Linked DNA regions of Homo sapiens: regions 1, 2, 3, 4 and 6 are each linked to region 5. The links are chromatin contacts, found by Hi-C or POLR2A ChIA-PET in ENCODE. All regions are on one chromosome and are shown on one strand. Each heading gives the region's core, a stretch centred on a gene start or an enhancer-like site at or near the end of the contact. The rest is flanking DNA. Distances are from core to core; before and after follow the strand shown. Region 1 overlaps LOC105373418 (a long non-coding RNA gene). Region 2 overlaps GRHL1 (grainyhead like transcription factor 1). Region 3 overlaps LOC105373418 (a long non-coding RNA gene). Region 4 has its middle 33 kb from the start of KLF11-DT. Region 5 holds the start of TAF1B (TATA-box binding protein associated factor, RNA polymerase I subunit B). Region 6 holds the start of CYS1 (cystin 1).

What was found. A loop is a pair of places that touch in the nucleus more often than their neighbours do. ChIA-PET counts read pairs that join two places held with the same protein, here RNA polymerase II (POLR2A). Pooled maps may share reads with other maps.
Region 1: a pooled map shows a loop between it and region 5 (2.7-fold over the local background). The contact joins the enhancer-like site here to the promoter of TAF1B in region 5. A Hi-C loop is called at or near these places in 4 of 50 pooled maps. POLR2A ChIA-PET finds 5 or more read pairs at or near these places in 2 of 52 experiments (AG04450 and activated CD8-positive, alpha-beta memory T cell).
Region 2: a map of PC-3 shows a loop between it and region 5 (7-fold over the local background). The contact joins the enhancer-like site here to the promoter of TAF1B in region 5. A Hi-C loop is called at or near these places in 6 of 168 maps with a recorded cell type or tissue (B cell, PC-3, astrocyte of the cerebellum and 3 more), 3 of 37 single-sample maps with no recorded cell type and 16 of 50 pooled maps. POLR2A ChIA-PET finds 5 or more read pairs at or near these places in 12 of 52 experiments (A549, BJ, CD4-positive, alpha-beta T cell and 9 more).
Region 3: a loop to region 5 is called in a pooled map, with 8 times the contacts of the local background. The contact joins the enhancer-like site here to the promoter of TAF1B in region 5. A Hi-C loop is called at or near these places in 1 of 37 single-sample maps with no recorded cell type and 9 of 50 pooled maps. POLR2A ChIA-PET finds 5 or more read pairs at or near these places in 2 of 52 experiments (T-cell and activated CD4-positive, alpha-beta memory T cell).
Region 4: a map of posterior vena cava shows a loop between it and region 5 (25-fold over the local background). The contact joins the enhancer-like site here to the promoter of TAF1B in region 5. A Hi-C loop is called at or near these places in 2 of 168 maps with a recorded cell type or tissue (endothelial cell of umbilical vein and posterior vena cava) and 1 of 50 pooled maps. POLR2A ChIA-PET finds 5 or more read pairs at or near these places in 2 of 52 experiments (OCI-LY7 and activated CD4-positive, alpha-beta T cell).
Region 6: a map of ascending aorta shows a loop between it and region 5 (1.9-fold over the local background). The contact joins the promoter of CYS1 here to the promoter of TAF1B in region 5. A Hi-C loop is called at or near these places in 1 of 168 maps with a recorded cell type or tissue (ascending aorta), 1 of 37 single-sample maps with no recorded cell type and 9 of 50 pooled maps.

The regions. Positions count from the first base shown.
Region 1 is chr2:9,702,477-9,705,176 of GRCh38, reverse strand. The region is part of intron 3 of LOC105373418 (a long non-coding RNA gene); the gene reads right to left. Among named protein-coding and RNA genes, the nearest start is that of YWHAQ, 73 kb to the right of the region's middle. Within about 2 kb of position 1,341, at least 8 of the 41 ENCODE cell types and tissues checked have a DNase peak (open chromatin) inside an H3K27ac peak, as active enhancers do.
Region 2 is chr2:9,974,171-9,976,870 of GRCh38, reverse strand. The region is part of intron 8 of GRHL1 (grainyhead like transcription factor 1); the gene reads right to left. Among named protein-coding and RNA genes, the nearest start is that of GRHL1, 24 kb to the right of the region's middle. Within about 2 kb of position 1,255, at least 7 of the 41 ENCODE cell types and tissues checked have a DNase peak (open chromatin) inside an H3K27ac peak, as active enhancers do; they include PC-3, where a contact is called at or near this core.
Region 3 is chr2:9,654,284-9,656,983 of GRCh38, reverse strand. The region is part of intron 3 of LOC105373418 (a long non-coding RNA gene); the gene reads right to left. Among named protein-coding and RNA genes, the nearest start is that of YWHAQ, 25 kb to the right of the region's middle. RefSeq lists enhancers at 26-195, 153-654, 706-805, 1,436-1,675, 1,999-2,108. Within about 2 kb of position 1,368, at least 6 of the 41 ENCODE cell types and tissues checked have a DNase peak (open chromatin) inside an H3K27ac peak, as active enhancers do.
Region 4 is chr2:10,009,167-10,011,866 of GRCh38, reverse strand. No RefSeq gene overlaps it. Among named protein-coding and RNA genes, the nearest start is that of KLF11-DT, 33 kb to the left of the region's middle. RefSeq lists an enhancer at 1-276. Within about 2 kb of position 1,271, at least 19 of the 41 ENCODE cell types and tissues checked have a DNase peak (open chromatin) inside an H3K27ac peak, as active enhancers do.
Region 5 is chr2:9,842,139-9,844,838 of GRCh38, reverse strand. It overlaps TAF1B (TATA-box binding protein associated factor, RNA polymerase I subunit B), which reads right to left and starts at 1,365. Exons shown (of 15, transcript NM_005680.3): 1 at 1,280-1,365. The coding sequence starts at 1,297. RefSeq lists a silencer at 1,005-1,084.
Region 6 is chr2:10,079,153-10,081,852 of GRCh38, reverse strand. CYS1 (cystin 1) reads left to right here and starts at 1,442. Exons shown (of 3, transcript NM_001037160.3): 1 at 1,442-1,947. The coding sequence starts at 1,630. RefSeq lists silencers at 1,128-1,367, 1,538-1,597, 1,658-1,897, 1,968-2,307.

The DNA of each region.
Region 1 (2,700 bases), core at 92-2,591, 140 kb after region 5:
ATTCGGCTAAAAAGTGGAGGAAGTAAACTGTTGCTCTCTGCATCCCATGGCTATGGGGTGTCCTCATGGAAAGAGGCTCTAGATGTAAGGACGTGGAAAAAGCGGTTTTCTCCCTTGCTTTATCCCTACCTGCTGCCCCCATCAGAAGAGCCAGGCTCTGTCCTATGCCACAGAAGGTTGCATTACAGCCTCGCTCCTCCCTGACCTTTGTTTCCTTAACAGCCTGAATGAGCTGGGGAGCCCATGTGCTATGTCTTCTGGAGCGGAGGGGAGGGGGCTTCAGGCGCCTAGGGAGCAGGTGAAGAGCCAATCAGGCCATATGACTGGCAGGTCCTCAACCTGCCTGATGACAATGATGCTGAGGAGGGGAGGCTGGGCTCAGGGTCCAGGGTCTCTGGTCATCAATCACCCCCAGGCCCCAGGCTACAGGCTCAGAAGCAGCAAGTTCTCCTCAGGGCCTGAGGTTGGAGCTGGGGCAGTGGGTGTCTTAGCAGGAACCAGCTTGGATTTTGCACATTACAGGGGGTATAGGGAAGGGAAGAACCAAGGAATAACTGATACTACAAGTCCCCCAAATGGCAGGATGTAGGGGGCAGGAATTTGATTTTTTTTTTTTTTTTTTTTGGTTTTTGAGACGGAGTCTCGCTCTGTTGCCCAGGCTGGAGTGCATTGGTGTGATCTCGGCTCACTGCAAGCTCCGCCTCCCGGGTTCACGCCATTCTCCTGCCTCAGCCTCCTGAGTAGCTGGGACTCCAGGCGCCCACCACTACGCCTGGCTTTTTTTTGTATTTTTAGTAGAGACAGGGTTTCACAGTGTTAGCCAGGACAGTCTCGATCTCCTGACCTCGTGATCCACCTGCCTTGGCCTCCCAAAGTGCTGGGATTACAGGCGTGAACCCCTGCACCCAGCCGGGAATGGGATTTAATTTGATTTAGGAATATACATAGCCATGTACCCTAGAGAGTCACACATGAGCCTGCTACTGGACAGACAGGGAGCACGGGCAGGGAGTAGGGGGCCTTGCCCAGGCCACAGCCAGAGAAAGCTGGGGTCTCATCTCCCTCCCCACTTTCCAGCCACCATCCCCCACAACAGCAAGGCAGGCCCACATTTCTGAGGTCTGATTTTGTCGAAGCCTCAGATATTCTCTAGAAATGTCAACAAATGCCCCTGGAAAACCACCCTCCCTCTCCTGTCTCCAGGAACCCAGGGCTTACCAAGAGGAAGTTACATGCGCTCACTCATTGACCTCACCTACTCCAGCAGGGGGTGGAGATTAAGACCAGAGAAGTTCCTCAGCTTGCCCAAGCCTCCAAAGGTCAAAGGCTAGCAGTGAGTCAGACTCAGATCCAGGCTTCTGGGCTCCCAGGTCTGGCCCCTCTGCTGCCCCAGCCTCCACTGCTGGGCAGCTGAGGTCTCCCAGAGTCCAGGGTGAGCAGAGCCAAGTGGGAGGGTTTCAAGCTCTCTAGCTGTCAATTGCCATTTGTACTTCCCCACCTGATCACCGCACTCTAGATAGGTAAACTGCATCCCTGCATCCCTAGAGGGTGACAGTAACTGCCAAAATAGGGAGCAGTGGGGTGGCGGGGGATGCTCAGGGACCATGACACATGGGTGGTGACCATCAACCACCAAATATCCCCTGGAACAAGTTGTAAGAACTCAGTGCCAAGAGACATCAGTGGGTGGCACTGAGGAACCAGAGGTGATGAGCTCACCCCAGGCAGTACCTCCCACCCAGATGAGCAAAGCCACACTGTAAAAGTGGCGAGTGCATCCGAGGGTTTCTCAAGCTGACTAGGACACAAGGGAAACCAGCCAAAACCCCCAAGCCGGGCGTGGTAGGTGTTGGCAGCCCGGAGGTGGGGAGTGGTGGTGGCAGGATGCCTCGTTTCCCAGGCAACACAGTGGAAACTGTCCCACAAACACCAACCAGGGGGGTGGGGGGGCACAGAAGGGTGGGCAGGGCTGACATCTGAGACGGGAATCTGCTTAGCTACTGCCAGAGGCCTGCCTCCTCTGAGTGCCTGGGGCCCTGGCCCCACCTCCGGGGATGCTCTCTGTTGGCTGGGTTCTGCACGTATTTATTCTTTCACTCAGTAAATGTTTACTGAGCCCCAGTGTAGACTGTAGTGGGAGAGCATGGGCTCTAAAGTCAGAAAGACTGGGGTCTGGATCTCAGCTGTGATGCTTCCAGTTATGTGCCCTTGCAGGCTACATCGCCGCTCTGAGCCTCAATGTTCTCATCTGAAGAATGGGAATTATTCTACCACATTCAAAGGTTGCCATAAGTATGAAATAGGAGAGTAGATGGCAGATAGTCAGTATTCAGTGGATGCAGCTATTATTGCCTGGCTCCATGCCAGACACAAGTTAGGTCAACTGGGGTGGGTGACTAGGGGAAGGCAGACATGGAAATGTATTAGATGCACTCCTGCCCTTGGGAAGCTCTCCTAGCCTATCGGGTGGAGGAGCCTGACTAGAGTCCTAAATTAGGTGAGTAGAACATCTGGAGAGCCATGGTAGAGATGAGCAAAGTGCTGGGGAGCACCTAGGAGAACCCCAACTGGGGGGTTGGGAAAGGTGTTGAAAAAGCATTTCGGTTAAACTTCATCAGACAAGAAATGAGTAGGAAAGGCATTCCAGGCAGAGAGAACAATGTGTACAAAGGCAGGAAGGCAAAACCTCAGCATGGGTTG
Region 2 (2,700 bases), core at 6-2,505, 130 kb before region 5:
ATACTTTGTACCCCACCTGTAACAGTATTTCCCAAATGTGAATACTACACACATCCTCTTTAAAAGGCAAAAGTTGCTTCACCCCTAAAAATATACCCAGATCTGAGTCTGAGAAATGCCACTCTATTCAAATGACTGCAAAACGTCTGATCACCCAGCACCCCAAGACCTCATGTGGCCTTTATCTGGCCTCAACCCCAAACCTAAGCGCACACCCTGGCACTGACGTCTCCTGGCAGCATTTGACTCTGGTGGCATGCAGGATACGCTTCTGACTAAAAAGTCTCATCACTGACTTGAAAACACATTACACAGCCTCAAAGAACCTCCAACCCCAAGACCCTTGGGGTCACAACATTACACAGCCTCAACGAACCTCCAACCCCAAGACCCTTGGTCCACAGACCCCATGGATTGGAGACAAGCTCCTTGCGAGGGCACCCCAGGGCCTTCCTCTGCAGTCCCCACCACTCCTGGCTCAGAAGACATCAAAGGTCACAGCTCATTCTGGGTTCTGCATGCCAGCCTGGTTCCCACTATCCTTTAGGAACCCCCACCACCACCCCCGCCGAGGGTCACTTGAGAAGTGTGACGAATCTTCCTATTCCAAGTGAGGTTCCCTTCCTTCGTGTCACCTGCAACCCTACGCTTACTAGAGTGCAATCCTCCCACTGAGTTCTGAGTTTTGGGTCATGGATTACTCATCTTTCCATTCCAAGAGCATCTTGGCAGTGCCTGGCCAATAAGAAATACACGTTTCCTGGACGAATGACTCACTTTCCTGAACTCCAGCCAAATAAAACTACATGCTGCTGTGGTATTTGTGCTACTTTTATACCATTCTTTGACCCTCAAAAACACCTATGAAATTGGTACTATTTTGGACCCATTTTACAGATGAGGAAACCAAGACTTAGAGGTTAGGTAACTTGTCCAAATCCACAAGTTATTTGTGTTTATTATTTTTTGTTTTTTTGTTTTTTGAGACAGAGTTTTTTTTCTTGTTGCCCAGGCTGGAATGCAATGGTGCAATCTCGGCTCACTGCAACCTCCAACTCCTGGGTTCAAGCGATTTTCCTGCCTCAGTCTCCCAAGTAGCTGAGATTACAGGCACGCATCACCACACTCAGATAATTTTTTTTTTTTTTTGTATTTACTAGAGACGGAGTTTCACCACGTTGGTCAGGCTGGTCTCGAACTCCTGATCTCAGGTGATACACCCGTCTCGGCCTCCCAAAGCGCTGGGATTACCGGCAAGAGCCACCGCGCCCGGCCTGTGTTTATATCTTTCTTTTAAGCTGACTTGAACTCCTAGGTCATCTGGGTAGAATCCAAAATGCCAAGCAGTATTTTACACATACTGAACAGTAAATATTTGCTGAATACTTAAGTTGACTATTTATATCCCCTGAATCATTTCAGAAAAGATTATGGTATTTAGAGACTGCCTGAGATACACTGAGATATACAAGGTAAGTGCCAGGGTAGAGATAAACCCACCTCACAGGCTATGACCTGGTTTTCTATTGTGTGTATTCACTTTTAGTTTTCAATTGCTATCTCCAGTGACTATCTTTCTGTTACAGAAGCTGCAGGTACCTAACAATTTTTATTTGACAAATACAGGTTTATCCCTTCAATGGTGCATTTACAGATGTGGTAATGTCTGTGACTTCAGACTCCTCTGTGACTTAGGGCTGCAGAAGACAAGTCTGCAGCTGTTGCTTCTGTACTACACAGGCCTTAGAAGGTGAAAGCACCTCCTCGGACTAAGCTGTTCCAGCTGCCCCTTTTCCACTTACATTCACAACAGCGACTCTATGAGGGGAAAGATAAGGAAAAAGAAATACGACCCAATCAAACATCTTTTGCAAAAATATTCTGCAGCTCCAGCAAAGACTTTGGGGATTCCCTCAGCTGAAAGTCCACTTCCCTGGAAATCTTAAGAGCATGTTTTTACCCTCACTTACAATATGGACCAGAATACACAGTGTAATCTCCTCTGAGGTCAGGCTTTATGCTTCAGTCATTTTCTTATTCCTCTGCAGTGCTTACATAGAGAAGTGCAACGAACAATTCGCTCAATGAATGAATGTATAGTTCGGGAAGCTGACTCCCTGCAACATGACTTCCTAAGCCAGTTCTTCCACAGGGTAGCAACAGAGTGATCACCTTGCATAGAATTTCCTGGATGTTAGAAAACAGTCAAATTGGTCAATAATGAGACAGAGAAAATAAAAACTTTGAGGAAGTGTTTTGCTTTTGTGAATCAGAGGGTGATCCACAGCAGGCTTCTGGAAGCACCAGCCCGTAGAGCTGAGTGCCTGCTGGCCCACATCAGTATCGCCTGCTGTCATGTGTGTATTATCACGCCCAACTCAAAAGCTTCAAGTGAGTTCCAACTGCCTGGTAAATATATCAAGAAAATATCTGCTAGAAGGAAGAAAAGAAAAAAGTAATGTAGGTGGATTTAACTGTGGAAGATGCTTCAGAAAGTTGGTCACCGAAAAAAGTTTTACATTCCCAAAATGCACTTATCCTCACTGCCTACCCTAAAAACATTCACCTTTCACGAGAATATCACAAAGCACGTAGTCTCTGGCTTTCAATATCTTTGAACTCAAGAGACAGTGTCAAGCTGTGATTGAGCCTCAGGCTTTGAAGATATAGATGGCAAAAGACACACAGTTAAACAGGTGA
Region 3 (2,700 bases), core at 119-2,618, 190 kb after region 5:
ATAAGAAAGGTGTTTTGTTTATTTGGTTTTTGTTTTGAGATGGAGTCTTGCTCTGTCTTCTAGGCTCACTGCAACCTCTGCCTCCCAGGCTCAAGTGATTTTCGTGCCTCAGCACCCCAAGTAGCTGGGACTACAGGCGTGCACCACCACACGCAGCTAATTTTTGTATTTTTAGCAGAGATGGGGTTTCGCCATGTTGGCCAGGATGGTCTCAAACTCCCGACCTCAAGTCTATCCGCCGATCTCGACCTCCTGAAGTGCTGGGATTACAGGCGTGAGCCACCGTGCGCAGCCAATAAGAAAGTTTTTAAAAAGGGAAGTCATTATCCACTCCTCTCAGTCAGATGCATTGGCTTCTGGCTGTCTGGGTTGTCTAGAAGCAGATTCCGTGCAGGCTGAGCACAGCAGGGAAAGGGCTCCGTTAGATGGGGGTTGAGTCTTTGTTTCACACTGACTCATCCCTGCATCCTGAGGCTGTTGACTGTGTAGACTCAGCCCTGGCATAGGTGAACTGGGGTCAGGCCTGTGGTTCTCACTTGTAAATCTGAGATAATCTATAAATGGTTTTCTCTCTGGTTTTCTTTCCCAGTAGAAGCGGTTCTTTTGTTTTGTTTCTTGTTCTTTGTTTTGTTTTTTTTGTTTTTTTTTGGAGACAGAGTCTCACACTGTCACCCAGGCTGGAGTGCAATGGTGCAATCTCGGCCCACTGCAACCTCCGCCTCCGGGTTCAAGCGATTCTCCTGCCTCAGCCTCCTGAGTAGATGGGACTATAAGCGCACGCCACCACGACCAGCTAATTTTTTATATTTTTAGCAGAGACAGTATTTCACTATGTTGGCCAGGCTGGTCTCGAACTCCTGACTTCATGATCTGCCCACCTCAGCCTCCTAAAGTGCTGGGATTACAGGCATGAGCCACCACACCCAGCCTAGTAGAAGCAGTTCTTACAGAAAAGTTTCTATTTGCAAGAGAGGTGACTCAAAACTTGATAATTGATTTTGTTTTGCTGTAAATGTCTTTAAACATTTTTAAAAACCCTCTAGAACTTTGGAGGGGGAGGCTTCCCTGCCTGGGGCTGCAGACTGTGGTGGGGGCTGCCAGTCACATCAGTGGGGGCTGGGCACACCCAGGACCCTCCAAGGGCTCATTTCTTACCCCAGGGTCAGGGTAAGCATCTTTGGTGACCACAGTCAAGGTGGGCTGGAGCCATAGGTTCTATTTTATTCTGAAACATGCCTGTGAAGTGCACCCGGCCTGGGGAGTTGGAATTACTCATGCCCAGTCAGTCAGCTACTGAAGATAAAAATCAGAACAAAAACTAAAGATGCTTGGGGTTGTGGCGTGGTTGAATAGCTAAGTCACACTTCATCTTCTTCCACTCTCAGCTCAAAGATCGAAGGAAGACCAGAGTCTGACAGTCATCGAGTCTGACGCACTCCCACTGCAGCAAAAGTTTGAATTCCCCTCTCCAGCATTCTGGCCACCGAGTGGTCCCTGCTGTCCTTGAGGGTCTTTGGTGACAAGGAACTCACCTTCCAGGGAAGCCTCTTCCACCCTGGGACAATTCAGATTATGAAAGGACACTCAGATACAGAGCTGAAACTCTCTACCTAATTGTTCCTTTTGGGTTTCACAGAAAAAAAGAAAAAAAAATTTTTTTTTGAGACAGGGTCTGGCTCTGTCACCCAGGCTGGAGTGCAGTGGCATGCTGTCAGCTCACTGCAACCTCCGCCTCTCTGGCTCAAGCAATTCTCGGGCCTCAGCCTCCCAAGCTGGGACTACAGGCACACCCCACCCCACCCAGCTGATTTGTTGTATTTTCAGTAGAGATGGGGTTTCGCCATGTTGGCCAGCCTGGTCTCGAACTCCTGGCCTCAAGTTGATCTGCCCACCTCAGCCTCCCAAAGTTCTGGGATTACAGTTGTGAGCCACCATGCCTGGCTGGGAAAAAATTTTTTTTGTTCTTCTTTCAATGGACAGTTCTTCGAATATCTGATAACAGTTTTCAGAGTCTCCTCCAAGCTATAGCCTCAGTCCTTCAGGTAACCCCTGTGACGTGTCTCGAACCTCCCCAGCAGCCCTAGTGGCTCCCTCTGCATGCAGTCCAGGCTGTCCCCATCTCTCTTAAAGCCTGTGAGCACAAAAGTCCAGTTTTCCGGGTAAGCAGCCTGTGGCTGCTAATACTGCATGGTGCTTGGCATCACGTAGGCAGCCATAGCACTGTGGAAGAAAGGAGAGAAGTGGAGTAGAGAAGACAGGAGGGAGAGTGGGAAAGAAAGGGAAGATGAAAGAAAAGGAAGGAGGGAGGGTAGATGGCTTTCAGCCAACATCTGCATGTCACTTCTAGCAGAGTTGCTGCTGTTGCCGTCTCCCCTGCCTGGGCTGGGCTGGACTGGGCTGTCCCAGACCCTGTCCCCAGATGCCCCCACAAACTTGCTGCTATTCAAAAGGCTGGCTCTCATGGAGTCCTCAGCATACCTGCTCCTGCTCCTTCTCCTGGAGAACTGGGCCCTGGAGAGAGCACAGCACACAGAGGCAGCTAGGAAAGCTGACAGCCTCCCCGCCCCATTCAGCACCGTACCCCAGTACTTAGAGCTGGGGCCCCAGGAGGGATGCAGAGGTCCAAGTTTGGGCTCCAGAAGCTGCTGGCCCAAGGCAGTCAGTGGCTGCTCTGGTTCCAGTTGTGTACACACTTCAGAA
Region 4 (2,700 bases), core at 22-2,521, 170 kb before region 5:
CCGTACGCAATCCTGTCCACCTGACCGGCCCGTACTCAATCCTGTCCACCTGACTCTCCCACACACATGCCTGCCCACCTGACCCGCCTGTACGCACGCCTGTCCACCTGACCCGCCTGTACGCACGCCTGTCCACCTGACCCGCCTGTACGCATGCCTGTCCACCTGACCCGCCTGTACGCGATCCTGTCCATCTGACCTGCCCGTATGCACGCCAATACTGTCCACCTGACCCGCCCGTACGCGATCCTGTCCATCTGACCCGCCCGTACGCACGCCAATACTGTCCACCTGACCCGCCCGTACACACGCCTGTCCACCTGACCCGCCCGTATGCATGTCTGCCCACCTGACTCGCTCATACACACACCTGCCCACCTGACCCGACCATAAGAACGCCTGCCCACCTGACCGGCCCATACAAATGCCTGCCCACCTGGCCCGCCCGTACGCACGCCTGCCCACCTGACCCACCCATATGCACGCCTGCCCACCTGACTCACCCATACGCACACCCATAGGCACGCCTGTCCACCTGACTTGCTCATACGCAGGCCTGTCCACCTGACTCTCCCATATGCATGCCTGTCCACCTGACTCGCTCATACGCACGCCTGTCCACCTGACTCTCCCATACGCACGCCTGTCCACCTGACTCTCCCATACGCACGCCTGTCCACCTGACTCGTCCATACGCACACCCATACACATGCCTGTCCACCTGACCCGACCATATGCACGCCTGCCCACCTGACCCGACCATAAGAACGCCTGCCCACCTGACCCGCCCATACAAACGCCTGCCCACCTGACCCGCCTGTACGCACGCCTGCCCAGCTGACTCGTCCATACGCACACCCATACGCACGCCTGTCCACCTGACTCTCCCATACGCAATCCTGTCCACCTGACTTGCCCATACGCACGCCTGTCCACCTGACTCGCCCATACGCACGCCTGTCCACCTGACTCTCCCATACGCACGCCTGTCCACCTGACTCGTCCATACGCACACCCATACTCAAGCCTGTCCACCTAAACCGACCATACACACGTCTGCCCACCTGACCCGCCCATACAAACGCCTGCCCACCTGACCCGCCCGTATGCACGCCTGTCCAGACTCGCCCACACCCACGCCTGCCCACCTGACTCGCCCACATGCACGCCTGCCCACCTCACTTGCCTGCCCACCTCACTCGCCCATACGCACGCCTGGCCACCTGACCTGCCCATACACATGCCTGTCCACCTGACCCGCCCATACGCACGCCTGCCCACCTGACTCGCCCATATGCACGCCTGCCCACCTGACTCATGCAGTTTGAGATGGTGCCCCGCATGGATATAGATTCCCAGGTACTTGGCAGAGCTTCACAGCCTGGCGTACTCAGGCCTCTAGAGTAAGTGGCCACCAGAGTAAGTGGGTCCTTGAACCTCAGCCCTCATGACGAATGACATTCAGGGAAAGCTGGGAGCACCGGCATGGTGTGGGGCTGGGGTTTCTGAGGCCTGCAGGCCTTGGGCACGACGAAGGCTCTGGTCCCACACCTGGCCCTGCTCAGGGGCACAAGGCCCCATGCCTGCTCTCCAGTGTGGCCCGTTAAACCCAGAGCAAGAAGAGGGAACGGGGTGGGAGTCTGCCAGCGACATGTGACTCATGTAAACTTCAGGGGCCTGGAATGATCTGGAGGCCAGAGCTGGAAGTAGGGGAAAGGTCGCAGCGTCGCGCCAGCTGTGGGGCTGTGGCCAAGGCCAGTGGGAGAAAGGTGGCCGGTGGCCAGCCGGGCCAGACACCCATAGGCCAGCCCTGGCCTGGCCGCCAGCCACCTGGGCCAGCTACACAGACCTGCGGACAGGCCTGGCCGGCTTCTGGTCTCTAGGGCAGGTGCAGACCAGCGTGGGGAGGGAGGGCCGTGGAAAGAGGAGGCCCCATGGTGGTGCCTCCCTCCTCCTGCTTGGAAAGGCTCCTCCAGGCCCCAGCCCTTGCTGTCCCAACAGGAGGGCATTCTGGGGCCATGCCAGGGTGCGATGGCTGAAGGGGAGGAGTTGGCTGGACAGGGGTCTGGTGGCTGTGGGGCCTCCCCATGGGGCCCCTGCTAACCGTCCGGCCCTCCTCACCCATGGGCAGGGGCTCATAGAGGAGAGAGGCAGAGGCAGGAAGGAGAGCAGCGGACTGTGCTCATCCCTCAGCTAGGCCTGTCCCCTCCAGGCTGCGGCCAGGACCGCACAGCCCCCACCGAACACAGGTGCGGGACGTCCGCCAGGCTTCTAGATTGTTTCCAGATTGCTGCTGAGTTTGTTTCAACAGCAGATGCGGAAGCCCGGCTGCTGCCACCGCATCCCAGTGCCCTTCCAAAGCCACCTGCTGCGGACAGAAGCAGTTTCATACACAGAGGATTCCAGAACAACCAGAGGCGAGCCCTGGACAGGGAGAGCAGGAGGGGCTCTGCGCACGGGCTTGGCTGGCAGTCGGTAGGTGTTCACCAGGGCAAGGGCAAGGGGGGCACTCTTGCCGGGGAGCTGTGCAGGCAGAGGTGGGCAAGGGCAGAGCCGTGTCCACAGGGACCCACTGGGAGCTGCCATCTCACACAGAGACAGGGTCCTGCCAACTCTGGATGCAGGCAGACTGGAGCTGGGGGAAGCCAGGAGAAGGAGATGGAGACAGATGTTTGCAGGTAGAGAGAGATCCAGGTCATC
Region 5 (2,700 bases), core at 116-2,615:
ACCACAGAGGAACTAGATTTGTAATGGTTTCAAGTTTCGATTTATTCACTCGGCAGCATAAGGGGTATCAACTATGTGTGTACCAGGCTTTTTACTAGGTGCTGGGGATTCAATGGTGAGCAAAACAGACCAGACATGATCCCTAGTCTGGGTATACGCTAGCTAATGGTGAGTTACAATTATTCATTTCATCAGCCTAGCATTTACAGAAGTTAGCCAACCATCATCAGTAAACATTTTTTAAGCCTCTACTATAAGACCGTACTGCTCCTGTATATACAGGCCTAATTCTCTGATCCCCAACTCTTTGGAGTTTGACTTGTTGTTAGCATTGATCTAATTATCGAGTATCATTTAATACCATCAAAGCGTGTGCCATTTGGCCGAGGGCGGGGGATCACCCCTATAATCCCAGCACTTTGCGAGGCTGAGGCAGGAAGATCGCCTGAGCCCAGGAGTTCAATACCAGTCTGGACAACATAGCGAGACCCCTGCCCCTACAAAAAATTAAAAAAAAAAAAATTAGCCGGGCTTGGTGGTGCATGTCTGTAGCCCTAGCTCATTGGAAGGCTGAGGCGGAAGGATCTCTCGAGCCCAGGATTCGAGGCTGCAGTGAGCCGTGATCGTGCCACTGTACTCCAGCCTGGGGGAAGAAGTGAGATCTTGTCTCAAAAATAAAAAACAAAAATGTGCCATTTTACGTAGTACCTAAAACAAAACAAAATGCATGCCAAATCAATTTTGGCAACTTGGTAAAGTGTTCAGTGACCCCGTACTAACACTACGATGAATGATAGCTGGACAATTTGGGGAGTTCCCAAACCCGAATTTAGAATCCCTGCTGGAGACAGTGGCAAGGATTCCCGGAGAGACCGACAGGGGTTACCCGGCGGCATCTCAGGTTCCAACCCCTGCCCCTCCCTCACCCACCCCAGCATTAAAGGGAACTTGTGGGTGGTCCAGTCTCGAGGATGAGCCCTGTGGGTGGCCACCCCACAAAACCCACAGCTTCATCCTTAAACACACCCATAACGACAAACACCACACCCTCCCTCCCCCACAACCTCGCCGAGCCAGAAACTCCAGCCTCTTTACCAAAGCCGCGCGCGCATGCGGCCGGCCAGCCCCAGTCCTTAGCCCGCCCTGCAGCCCTCCGCCCCGCCTTCCTCCAGCCGGTGGCGTCGCCGCCCCAACCCGCGGCGTCCTCCGCCGCTCCTCCTCAGCTTCTCTCTCCTCCGGCCCCGGCGATCGTGGCCCGCCAGGTGCACCGCCTCCTTACCGCCTCCTCGAGGTCCATCGCGGCGCCGCGGGAGCTTCCACAGCCGGGACCCGTTACCCGGGTAGCGAGCGCAGCTTCCGGGAAAGGCTGGAGAAGCTTCCGGCCGGAAACGCGAGATCCGCGCCTAGGATTCCGTGCGCCTGCGCGGCAGGGAAACCGCGCGCTCGGGGGCGAGGCTCCGCAAAGCTCGCAGACCCCTCGCGGACTACCTAACTTTCCTACTCTTGAGAACCAAAACCAACCAATAAGAAAGTGGGCGACGCCTACTGCTGAGTGGTTTGATCAAGCTCCGTTCCGACGATCATTCATTCCAAGACAGACTTGCTCCTCCGGCGGCACGGGGGGTCGGACAAGGCCGTGCTCGCGAGCGCGGGCTCTGTCCTCTGTGGGTTCCGCCCTCCGTGGGTTCTGCCCTCCGAGTCTCGCCCCTTGCTGGCTTTTTTAAGGGGAAGCCTCGGGGCTTGGAGGAAAGCTCACGGGCTGTGAGTTAGACCTAGGTTTCTAATCACGGCTCTCCTGCTTACTTGTGCCTCAGTTTACTCCTCTGTAAGAATTAGATGTTATCTGTGAGCCCCTTATAATTGAGTCTCCACCGGGCGTGCTGGTTCACGCCTGTAATCCTGGGGAGGCTGAGTCGGGAGGATTGCTTGAGGCCAGGAGTTGGAGACCAGCCGGGGCAACAAAGCGAGACCCCTTCTCTGCATAAGTAAATAACTGAATAAATAAATGCATGAGTGAATATAATTGAGTCTCAGTAAGTGCTCAATAAATTTAGCTCTTATTGTTTCTTCATCTAACACATTCATTCCTTGTTTTATTTATTAAACAGGAACTGGTTTGTGTCCTGGGGATTCAGCAGTGAACAAAGTAAACAAAAGTCCTTGCCTTCATGGAGATTGTATTCTGATGGGGAGAGACAAAAATAAATAAGGAAAATATGTGGTATGTTAAGTGGTGGTGAGTTCCAAGGAGAAAAATAAAGAGGAGAGGAGAATGGGAACAACAAGGTGATTTCAGTCTGAAATGTGATGTTCAAGAGAGATCTCATTGAGAAGAGGATTTTTGATATAATCGTACATCCCAAGAAGTTAGAAAAAAGATTAAACTGAAAAATAATGGGATGAAGGAAATGTTTAAAAAAGAGAAATTAATAAAAGAGAAAGCAAGCTTCGATAGGCTCCACAAAGGCTTGCTGTGGTGGCTGGTGCCTGTAATCCCATCACTGTGGGAGGCGAAGGCGGGCAGATTGCTGGAGGGCGGGAGTTGGAGACCAGCCTGCCCAACATATTGAGTCCTCATCTCTATAGGCTGGAGTACAATGGTTCAATCTCAGCTCAGTGCAGCCTCCACCTCCCAGGTTCAAGCAATTCTCCTGCCTCAGCCTCCCAAGTAGCTGGGATTATAGGCACGCGCCACGACGC
Region 6 (2,700 bases), core at 193-2,692, 240 kb before region 5:
TTTTTTTTGAGACGAGCCTCACTCTGTCGCCCAGGCTGGAGTGCAGTGGCGCGATCTCGGCTCACTGCAACCTCCACCTCCCGGGTTCACGCCATTCTCCTGCCTCAGTCTCCTGAGTAGCTGGGACTACAGGCGCCCGCCACCACGCCCGGCTAATTTTTTGTATTTTTAGTAGAGACGGTGTTTCACCGTGTTAGCCAGGATGGTCTCGGTCTCTTGACCTCGTGATCCACCTGCCTCGGCTTCCCAAAGTGCTGGGATTACGGGCGTGAGCCACCGCGCCCGGCCTCTTGTTCTCTCTTAATAATAAAAATAAATGGATGTGAATCTGAGTCCCATTTTTATTCCATTTTCTTAGGCATATGTTTTTTAATGTCTACTCCTGAAGTGATAAAATAGTAGAATTTCAAGTCTGTGGTTGGGAAAGTTTAGCCGAAATTCCATTTTCACAATTATTCTGGAATCCAATCAATCAGGATAAAAGTTAATGTCAAGTCAAGATAGGTGAGTTAAACCCAGGACTTTTGAATTGCCCTGTCTTGGAAAGGCTGGAATTTAAAGTTGCAGGAGGTGGGCAAGGGAAGGAAGTAATCACATTTAAGTAAAACACAGAACCAACCAACAGGAAGGCTCGCTGGGTTTGAATTCGGCAGCTTTGGAGTGTTTTCTAGTCTGGGTTGTGGTTAGTTCACTTAAAAAGAAAAGCGGTTAAGGGAAAAAAAAAAAAAATCCGAGACCAAAAGCTAGACTTATGACCACCACCTAGGTATTTCCTTTTGCTTCTTTCCTGTGGCGGGGGGAGGGCGAGGTGGGGGTTGCTTTGCCTTTCTCCTTCATTTTCAAAGTTTTTCTTTCCCAAAAGTAGTGACTATTTGGAGGTTTTGATGAGGCTCAACCTTCACACATCCAGTCTCCGCTGGGGCAACAGAGGGAAGGAGAAGGCCGGAGGGGGCTGTTGGTGCCCGGAGGATCGCCCCTTCCCTCCCGGGGCGTCTCAGGCCTGGCGGACACTGAAAGGTCGGGGCGCACTGACGGCCGGACCTCGCGAACGCAGCGCGCGCAGCCCTCAGGGTCTTTCCCCCGCCCACCCCGCGCATCGCTAGGGGGCTCAGGCTTTGGGAAGTCCCCCCAAGCTCCCGCGGCCTCCCACGGGCCCGGCGAGCGTCGTCTGGGGAGCGTTTCCATAAATGAACAAACTCAGCCGGGCCCCCCGCAGGGTTCAGCAATTCCAGAAGGCCGGGACAGGGCTGACCCGACGGCGGGGAGCGAGGGGACCCGTGGGCGGGAGTGGGGGGACTGTAGGGGGAGACCCGGGAGGGGAGGCCGCGCCCGCACCCGGTGCTCCTCGCCGGGGTCTCGGGCCCGCCCCTCCCTAGGGCCGGTGTGCGCCCCCTCGGGACGCCTATGCAGCCCTGCCTCGCCCGCCCCTCCCCAGGCTCCGGCTCGCACCCCCGTCCTCCGGCCGCGACCCCCGCCCGGGAACCCTAGCCCCTGGCCGCGGTCGCTTCCCGGACCTCGCCCCGCGCCTCCCCCTGCAGCCCGCCCCGGCCGCACCCCCTAGCGTCCCCGCCCCCGGCCGCGCCCCCTCATGGGGGCCCCCTCGGCGGTCCGGGAGGCGGCGGGCGCGCCATGGGCAGCGGCAGCAGCCGGAGCAGCCGGACTCTGAGGCGGCGGCGCAGCCCCGAGAGCCTCCCCGCGGGGCCCGGAGCGGCAGCCCTGGAGGGCGGGACCCGCCGGCGGGTGCCGGTGGCGGCGGCCGAGGTCCCGGGGGCAGCCGCGGAGGAGGCGCCCGGCCGCGACCCCAGCCCCGTGGCGCCCCCCGACGGCAGGGACGAGACGCTGCGCCTGCTGGACGAGCTGCTGGCCGAGTCGGCGGCCTGGGGCCCCCCGGAGCCCGCCCCGCGCCGCCCAGCCCGGCTCCGACCCACCGCGGTCGCGGGGAGCGCGGTGAGTGTGGGAGCCGCAGGGCCTCGGGGGACGGCGGGGACCCCACTCACCGGCCGCGCGTCCCCGCCCCAGCCCTGGGCGCCGGTCGCGCTGCGCCCCCTTCCAGCCTCCGACTTGCGTGCTCCCCGCTGCCCCGGCCTCCCCGCCCCTGGGCCCCCAGGTTTCCTCCCTCTCTGCCCCGTCTCCGGGTCTGTGTCCAGGCGTGGGGGCGATCGCGCTGGGAGCGGCCGAGGAAGGACACCCCTAGGCGGAGCGCGCCGGGCTCCCGGCTCCCCTCGGGCCCGCGGCCCCGCCTGGCCTTCCCGGGCCGCCCTGGAGCGGGGCGCCGGCGGTGGTGGCACGGCAGCCAGACGGTGGCTCAGAAGCGCCCTGCCGCGCCCACCGGTCCAGATCCTTGCCTTGCTGGGCAGGCAATTCTCATGTTACTGATATTTTTAGGATGCTGCGGAATCTCTTTTGCGCTTCCTATTCTCTCTCCCTGAATACTCGTAATAACAGTCCTGCTGTTCTAAAAAAACAATAAAACAAGCACTCTGGTTTGGCAACCGTCTTCGCTCCAGCAGAGCTGAATGAACAAGATCTTTAACATCCGCTCCCGGGCTCGGGGAGGATGCCAAGGGCCTCGTCCTCCTCCCTGAGGCCCGGGAGGCTTTGCTTAGCAGCCGCTGGGAGCCGAGGAAGATGCCTTCCTGGGTGGCTACCGCACCAAGGAATCCTGAAAAGGCCCCAGGGAGGGTGGGGGAGAGGGACAGC